3 separate regions of the Homo sapiens genome follow, and all the other regions are linked to region 1. Evidence: chromatin loops called from intact Hi-C (ENCODE). Cell type or tissue: heart right ventricle. All regions are shown on one strand.

Evidence for each region. Peaks named below come from ENCODE experiments on the same cell type or tissue, not always from the same donor. Only the 100,000 strongest peaks of a DNase experiment are listed, where the experiment ranks them.
Region 2: a loop joins it to region 1, with 3 times the contacts of the local background. A loop is called at or near these places in 37 of 110 quality-filtered maps.
Region 3: it touches region 1 in a loop (7-fold over the local background); 38 of 110 quality-filtered maps call a loop at or near these places.

The regions. Positions count from the first base shown.
Region 1 is chr1:21,962,885-21,965,384 of GRCh38, reverse strand. No RefSeq gene overlaps it. Among named protein-coding and RNA genes, the nearest start is that of CELA3B, 13 kb to the left of the region's middle. RefSeq lists a silencer at 1,074-1,341. In heart right ventricle, CTCF peaks have their summits at 1,005 and 1,224 (motif pointing right); a DNase peak (open chromatin) is centred at 1,234.
Region 2 is chr1:21,868,716-21,871,215 of GRCh38, reverse strand. The region is part of intron 33 of HSPG2 (heparan sulfate proteoglycan 2); the gene reads left to right. Among named protein-coding and RNA genes, the nearest start is that of LDLRAD2, 58 kb to the right of the region's middle. In heart right ventricle, no CTCF peak of the experiment used is centred here; a DNase peak (open chromatin) is centred at 1,195; H3K27ac peaks cover 1,567 bases.
Region 3 is chr1:21,895,629-21,898,128 of GRCh38, reverse strand. It overlaps HSPG2 (heparan sulfate proteoglycan 2), which reads left to right. Exons shown (of 97, transcript NM_005529.7): 2 at 1,819-1,954; 3 at 2,163-2,207. Among named protein-coding and RNA genes, the nearest start is that of HSPG2, 40 kb to the left of the region's middle. In heart right ventricle, no CTCF peak of the experiment used is centred here; a DNase peak (open chromatin) is centred at 1,208; H3K27ac peaks cover 2,500 bases.

The sequences.
Region 1 (2,500 bases):
GAGATCGAGACCATCCTGGCCAACATGATGAAACCCCGTCTCCACTAAAAATACAAAATTAGCCAGGCATGGTTGTGGGCACCTGTAATCCCAGCTACTCGGGAGGCTGAGGCAGGAGAATCGCTTGAACCCGGGAGGCAGAGGTTGCAGTGAGCCGAGATTGTGTCACTGCACTCCAGCCTGGTGACAGAGTGAGATTCCATCTCAAAAAAAAAAAAAAAATGCTAATCTGGACTCCCCAGTGGTCAAGAGCTTCAGAATATCTGAGGCATGACCAGCTGCACATGTCTTTACCCTAAAAGCTTGCTATAAAAATAATGTTTTCTGGAAGGTAGGTGCAGGGGTGCACCATCTTGCAATTGCTTGACGGTGTCGCTATGGATAGATCTCAAAAGCACTTTATTGAGTAAATGAATTTGCAACTTCTGTTTGCAAGTCCCTATTTTCTTTCTGATAAACTGCACTTGTCAGCCTCTTTCTTTGGCCTCTCAGCTCCCTCGGTCTTTGGTGGTGGTTTGCATAGGCCTGCTCACCGCAGGACAATGATACACAAGCACAAACTCAGAATGTGCACCCAGGCACCCCCGTGTACAGACCCCTCCCGTGTACAGCACTGGTGCACACACATCCATGATGCACACACACATTCCAGAGCACCCATCCCGTCCCCCCTTCCCAGTACAACAAACATACATCTGTCACTGCTTCTTACTCTGGCCTTTGGCTTGGGCCTGACAAAGCCTAGGGCATTAGGCCGGGCACAGTGGCTCACACCTGTCATCCCAGCACTTTGGGAGGCTGAGATGGGTGGATCACTTTTGAGACCTGCCTAGCCAATATGGTGAAACCCCATCTCTGCTAAAAAATACAAAAATTAGCCAGGCATGGTGGCACACACCTGTAGTCCCAGCTACTGGGGAGGCTGAAGCAGGAGAATCACTTGAACCCGGGAGGCGGAGGTTGCAGTGAGCCAAGATGGAGCCACTGCACTCCAGCCTGAGCAACAGAGTGAGATTGGTCTCAAAAAAAAAACCAAACAACAACAAACAAAAGGGTAGGGCACTAAACATTTATGACAAGGACTGCACTCTTAGAAACTCCTAGAATGGAACTGCTGGCAGAAGTTGCAGTGCACCAGGAGTTTGTGGGGAGCCAGGGCAGCACCTTCCTAGGGTCACACTTGGACTCTCCAGCCTAGGATGCAACATCCCAAGTTACCAGCAAGGGGCGCCCGAGAGCCATGATTGCCTCCAGGTGTTTTCTAGGAAGTTGCTAGGTGTGAGGGTGTGTTTGTCTCTGGGTGCGTCTGAGGGACAGGGCAGATCTCAGAGCCTCCTCTTAGGGGTTGAGTTGAGTGTGGTGGACGCACTCACCACCAATTCTGGGGACTGCCTCACTCAGGTTCCAATGCCCTGGCACAGAGCTGGTGCTCAGTTTGTGTTAGATGAGTGGATGAATTAACAAGTGAATGAATGGATGACTGGGGAATGAGGAGATAGGACAGAACTCAAGAGAAAGAAGGTAAAAAGAGAAGGATGGACCCCAGAGATCAGAGGGGAGCTGGAAGAAAGAGAAATGCAGGGAATGGCAGGGAGGAGTCAAGGGGTCGATGAGTGATTTGGGGGCAGGGGCTCAGTCGGCCAGCCTCCAAGCCTTGGCCCAAATGTCTCCCTCCCAGATGCCTCCCACTGCTGCCCTCTTCAATATTCATCTTTCTAGGCTGGTTGGGACTGTCACCTCCCCCAGGAAGCCCTCCCTGAGCACCTCTCCGTTGGGACCCGTCCTTCCTGCCTTTGTGCTTCCACAGCTCTGCGGCATCGTACCAGGGACCCTCTGCTCTGGTTGAAATGTGGGAAGTTGTATCAGACAGACGTAGATTTGGTTTGAATTCCTGTTCAACCATAATTGTGTGATCTTTTTCAAGACACCTAACCTCTCTCTGTGTTTTTTTTTTTTTTTTTTTTTTTTGAGACGGAGTCTCGCTCTGTCACCCAGGCTGTAGTGCAGTGGCACAATCTCAGTTCACTGCAACCTCTGCCTCCCAGGTTCAAGCGATTCTCCTGCCTCAGCCTCCCAAGTAGCTGAGATTACAGATATGCACCACCATGCCCAGCTAATTTTTGTATTTTTATTAGAGATGGGGGTGTCACCATGTTGGCCAGGCTGGTCTCGAACTCCTGGCCTCAAGTGATCCACCTACCTCAGTCTCCCAAAGTGCTGGGATTACACGTGTGAGCCACTGCACCCAGACTGAGACGCTTAACCTCTCTGTGCCTCAGTTTCTTCACCTAGGGTAACACCAATAGCTCCCTCACAAGGTTTCTGTGAGAATTCAAGGAGATAAAGCACTGAACACTGGGCTTGGCCCATAGGAAACACTGAACACAGGGCAGCAATGATTGCTTTCCTGTCCCAGAGAGTCCCAATCTTAAGTGCTCCGTCCCATTGTCAAGTCGTTTGCTGTAGTTTGGGCTCATAACATATTGTCATCAGAGCCTGT
Region 2 (2,500 bases), 94 kb after region 1:
AGAACAGGGTCTGGTGGAAAGGTGGTGATGATGGTGGTGGCGATGGTGTGATGGTGTTGTGGGGGGCAGGGGCTCAGGGGTGGGCTCTGGGACAACCTGCCCAAATGTGTTCTTGAGCAGCACGGGCATCCGGTGGCACCCACGCTCTGGGGTTGGGGTTGCCCTATCCCTGTTCGTTGGACACAGCCAGGTACTCCAGGCTTCTCCCGGGGCTGGCTGCCTTCTGGTCCCTTCTCCCCTCTCCCTTCTGGGGTTCGCTATCTCCTGGCCTCCCTGCTGCCCTGTCCTGCAATTCTCAGACCTATCTCTGTCTCCTGTCCTGGCATTTCCCTGCGCCCCACAGGGGGAGGCGTACTTTGCGCGGATGCGCCGGGCTCACCAGGTAGGCCCAGGACGTGCGTGGTGTGAAGTTGGTGTGGTGGGGCGTGGTGCCTTCTCGGGTGCTCCCAGCCCTGCGTGGGGAGATGCGCAGTGCCCAAGGCATTGGGGGTCTGCATGAATCCAGGCGGTGTCCCATGACCCCAGGGTTGGAGCCAGGAGGGTATGTGCCTCACCTTGCCTCACCTGCTGTGTGGTCTGGTCCTGGTGCCAACTGTCTGAAGTCAGAATGGCAACTGAGGTAGCAAGGAGACTAACCCGATGCTAATCCACATGACTGTATCTAGCCCCCCGGGTTCCCCTGGCCTTGCCTCTCAAGCAACCACCATGAACCCTCTGTGTGCATGTGGGCGGCCTGGAGTTAACCCTTGGGTGCCAGCCTGGAGAGGGGGGGCATGCATCTTTCTTCCTAATTAGTGTGGGCCTTTCTGACTACCATGTCCGTGGGTAGAGGACCCTGCCCATGGCTCTAGCTCCAGGACTTTGGGAGGTCTTAGCTCGCCTGCTCCCTCCATTTCATCAGAACCGCACATCCCTCTCAGAGGAGCAGTTGCGGGCAGCCGTGACAGCTGGGAGGATCCCAGAGCCCCCAGAGGGCAGGGACTGGGCACAGCGGGCATCACAGGTAACTGAGGACCTGGCTAGGACAGGTTGTACCTAGGGCCACAGCGAGGAGACCAGAGAGCTGAGTCCAGGCAGGCACCTGAGCGAAGACTCCAGCTTTCCTGGGCCATTTCCCCTATGCCAGGCCAGGCCCCAGCCTGATGCCTGGTCTGCTCTGGTGTCTCCCCTGGGAAACATTCCAGAACCATGAATGGCTTGGGCTGTTGCCAGGGCACACAAAGAGAGTCAGGCCGAGGAGCAACAACCCCGTCCAGATGCCCCTGGGGCTGCCTCCAGCACTTCTGCCCCTCCCTTGCTGGGCACCCTTTGTAGGGCTTCTCCCATCAGTCACGGCCCATAGGCAGCCAAACCCATCCCGGGATATCCCCGCCTAGCTCAGGAGGAACAAGAGGGCAGTGGGTACAAGGGCCAGAGTGCCAGGTATCAGCACTTGTGAGCAGACAGTGCAGAGCGGGTGGCTGGCTGGGCCCGTGGGGAGGTGAAGCCTCACGGACGTCCTTTCTGTCCCTCTCTGCTCCCTTCTGCCGCTCTTCGGCTCCTGGTCCCCCAGGTGGACGAGGCTCAGAGACGGATGGATGCTGAGATCTGGCAGCTCCTGTCCAGCTTTGCTGCCCAACCCCAACCCCCTCCCCAGGGGCTCTCTCCTCATCCCCAGCCTGCAGCTGCTCTGCGAGCAGCACCTCCTCCTTCTTCTTCCTCCTCCTCCTCCTCTTCCTCAGCTTCTCTGTCTTTCTCACCAGGCTCTCAGGTATGTGCCAAGGTGCCCATCAAGGGATCCCCACCCACCATGCTTTCTAGACTTCAGTCATTTCTGAACCAACTTCACCAATTTCTGTGAACTACTTGGACTATTATTTCTTTCCAATTTTCTCTTAAATCAATCATGTACCAACTCAGGCTGGTTACTCTCTTTCAAATACATATGAAAGGAGCCATCCCATTGAAATTGTTTACTGATGTGCTGTGTAAACGTTGGTCCACAAAAGAGACCCACCAGATGGGAGGAGAAGCCGACCCAGGCCACGCCCAGAGAGAGCAGCTGGGGACCTGGGCCGGGATTGGGAAGAAAGTCGTCCAAAGAGCAAGGCCAGGACCCGCACTGTCGGGTGGGAGTGGGGGGCTCTGTCTCTCTGCCCTGCCACCAGGCCTCCCTCCCATGACGGTCCACCCCTGCCGGAACCACCTCCGCCCTCCCACCCCCACCCCTGCTCCCCTCGGCTCTTACCACCTGCCCTTCCCTCCTAGTTCTCTCTCTCCTACGAAGGCTTCTCTCTGCTTCCTGGAAGCCTCTATTACTGGCAGCTGCCCCGGGCCTTCCTGGGGGACAAGGTAACAAGGATTTGGGGGGATTATAGGGGTGTCATAGAATCCCAAAATATCAGAGGGCCCTTTGTCAAGGCCCTTTATGACACAAATGGGGAGACCGAGGCTCACGGTGGGTAGAGACTTGCCTGGGGTCTCATGTTCAGGTCAGAGCACAGCTGAGACTGAACTCAGC
Region 3 (2,500 bases), 67 kb after region 1:
AGAGTGACTGGAATTCATAGGTGATGAATTCCGTTTTTGTCCGTTCATTTATTCATTCATTCAAGTATTTATTGAGCACAGGGTGCAGAAAAGGTGGAGATGAATTCATCACAGCCCTTGCCTTCAAGGTGCTTCCATTCCAACGGAGGTACAGACAATAACCTTGTGAGCCCAGAACCAGACTGGGGTTGAGGTCACTGTGAACAGCAAGGAGTCGGGACAAAGAGAGTTTCTTTCTAGTCATCCTTATTTAGGCATAAATACACACAACAAAATATACCCATTTTCAGGGTACAGTCAGTAATGAGATATGTATGCCCAGGGAACCATCACCCCAGAAGTGTCTCTTGTGCCCCCTTCCCAGTCACCCCCAGCCTGCCCTTGGTCCCAAGTGACTACTGATCTTTCTGTCACTATGGATTAGACTTTCACCCCTAAGGGTTCATATAAATGGAATCGTATAGTTTGTAGTCTTGTGTGTCTGGCTTCTTTCAGATCCACACCTATCAATCAGTGGTTTGATCCTCCTTATTCCTGAGTAGGTGGAGGAGGTGGTATTTAAGTTGATTTTGGAGGATGCATTGGAGTTCGCCTGAGAAACAAAGAGAGGAAGGGCATTCCAGCAGAGGGCCCGGCGTGAGAGATATGGACTGTGGGAGCAGTAGGGGTGGGGAGGGAAGGGGGCCTGGCTGGCTCTTTGTTTTTTTCTCCTCCTTGGCCTTTGCTCTGGCTTGGACCTCACTACCTTGTCTAGCCCTTGTGGGTTTGGTTTTCAAAAGCGAGACCATTTCCTTCTGGCTTAAGGCCAGGGCAGGGCCTGAGGCCCTCATGCCAGGCCATTGCCAGTCTGTGCATACTTGTGCTTGTGGAATCTGGGGTCCAGCCATCGTGAATCTGCACACTTGAGGGCCACGGGGTTCCCTTGGGCTCCCCTGGGTTTGTTTTCCTCTAAGTTATTTGGTAAAACTGCTTTGGAATCATCCGGATCTTGTCTAGGGGGAAGAGGCACTCATTGCCCGGACCCACACCTGAGAAGGCAGGTGTTATGGCTGCTGGGGCCCTTCTGCTCCGGCCCACATAGTTTGCAGGCCCCAAGGTGGAGCTTATCCTGGGCTCGGCAGCAGCCTGAGGTCACGTGGAGTTGACACCACGCCTGTCCCCATTCAGCCCAGATACTGAGCTCTGCCTCCGCGCTGCTGGGCCCAGGGATGAGCCTGTCAGTGTGGCTGCATGTGCCAAAGCTAATTCTCCAACACAGTGGAATGTGTTCCCTGCAGCCTGGAGACGGGCAGGCCAGAGTGAGGCAGGAAGAGGAGCCAAATGGCCTGGGGAGGAGCTGCCTGGGGAGGCAACGGCTTTGAGCAGCTCGCCCTTGACTTCTGCCTGTGTCCCCACCCATGCTGACCCTGGCCAGCCTTCCACCTGCCTGTGCCCCCCATCTGCGCTGCCCGAGGCCACCCCTTTACCCGCCCGCATCCCCCCATCCACTCACTCATGTCCTGGGTGTCCCTTGCCTTCTCCAAAGGAAAAGGAGTCTTTACTTACCAAAGTGATTTACATTTTATTGTCTGCTTTATTTGAGGATTCATTCGGAAATAGCAGGGTTGGGCTCTGAAGCCTCCAGGGGCTAATGGGACTTGGGGAAACTGAATCAAAAGGGTTCAGCCCCAGCCTGGCTCACTGAGCCATACTAAGTCAAATTTAACCACTAAGGGGCCTGAAGGTGGGATTCTGGGTCCCCCTGGAAGTGAGGGGAAGGACCGTGGGGCTCAGTGGGAGCTGGAGAGAGTGACTCAATCAGCTCTCGTTTGCTTACAGGTGACCCATGGGCTGAGGGCATACGATGGCTTGTCTCTGCCTGAGGACATAGAGACCGTCACAGCAAGCCAAATGCGCTGGACACATTCGTACCTTTCTGATGATGAGGACATGCTGGCTGACAGCATCTCAGGAGGTGAGCCAAGGATCCAAGGCTGGGAGCAGAGGGGTGGGGGGTGAGACTGTGCTTCTTCCCACTGGCATGGGGGAGGAGGGTGACCGACCATTCCGAGCTTTCTCAACCCTGTCCCACTGTATACTAGGTGCCCAGAACAGTGCCTGACACCCAGTAGGTACTCAACAAATACTTGTTGTTGCTGATTACATCTCTTTTTTGCTTATAGACGACCTGGGCAGTGGGGACCTGGGCAGCGGGGACTTCCAGATGGGTAAGTTGCTGCAGGCCTCCTGCAGGTCTCCCTCCTGTCCCCCAGGGAAGCCCCAGAGCCAGTCTCCTGGGCTGAGGGCTCCTTGGGCCTGCCCTGGGGTACAAAGCAAGAAGAAGTGGGTGTGATCTCTTAACCTGCTGAGTGACAGTTGTGCAGACTGATTGGCAGGTCCCTGCAAGGCTGGTGTGGCCAGGTCCTGTGCTTGCCCATGCCACAGGCACAGGTATCAGGGCACTGGGCAGGTAAAGCCCAGTTCTGCTGGGGACTGACAGCCAGTCAGCTGTTTCACATTC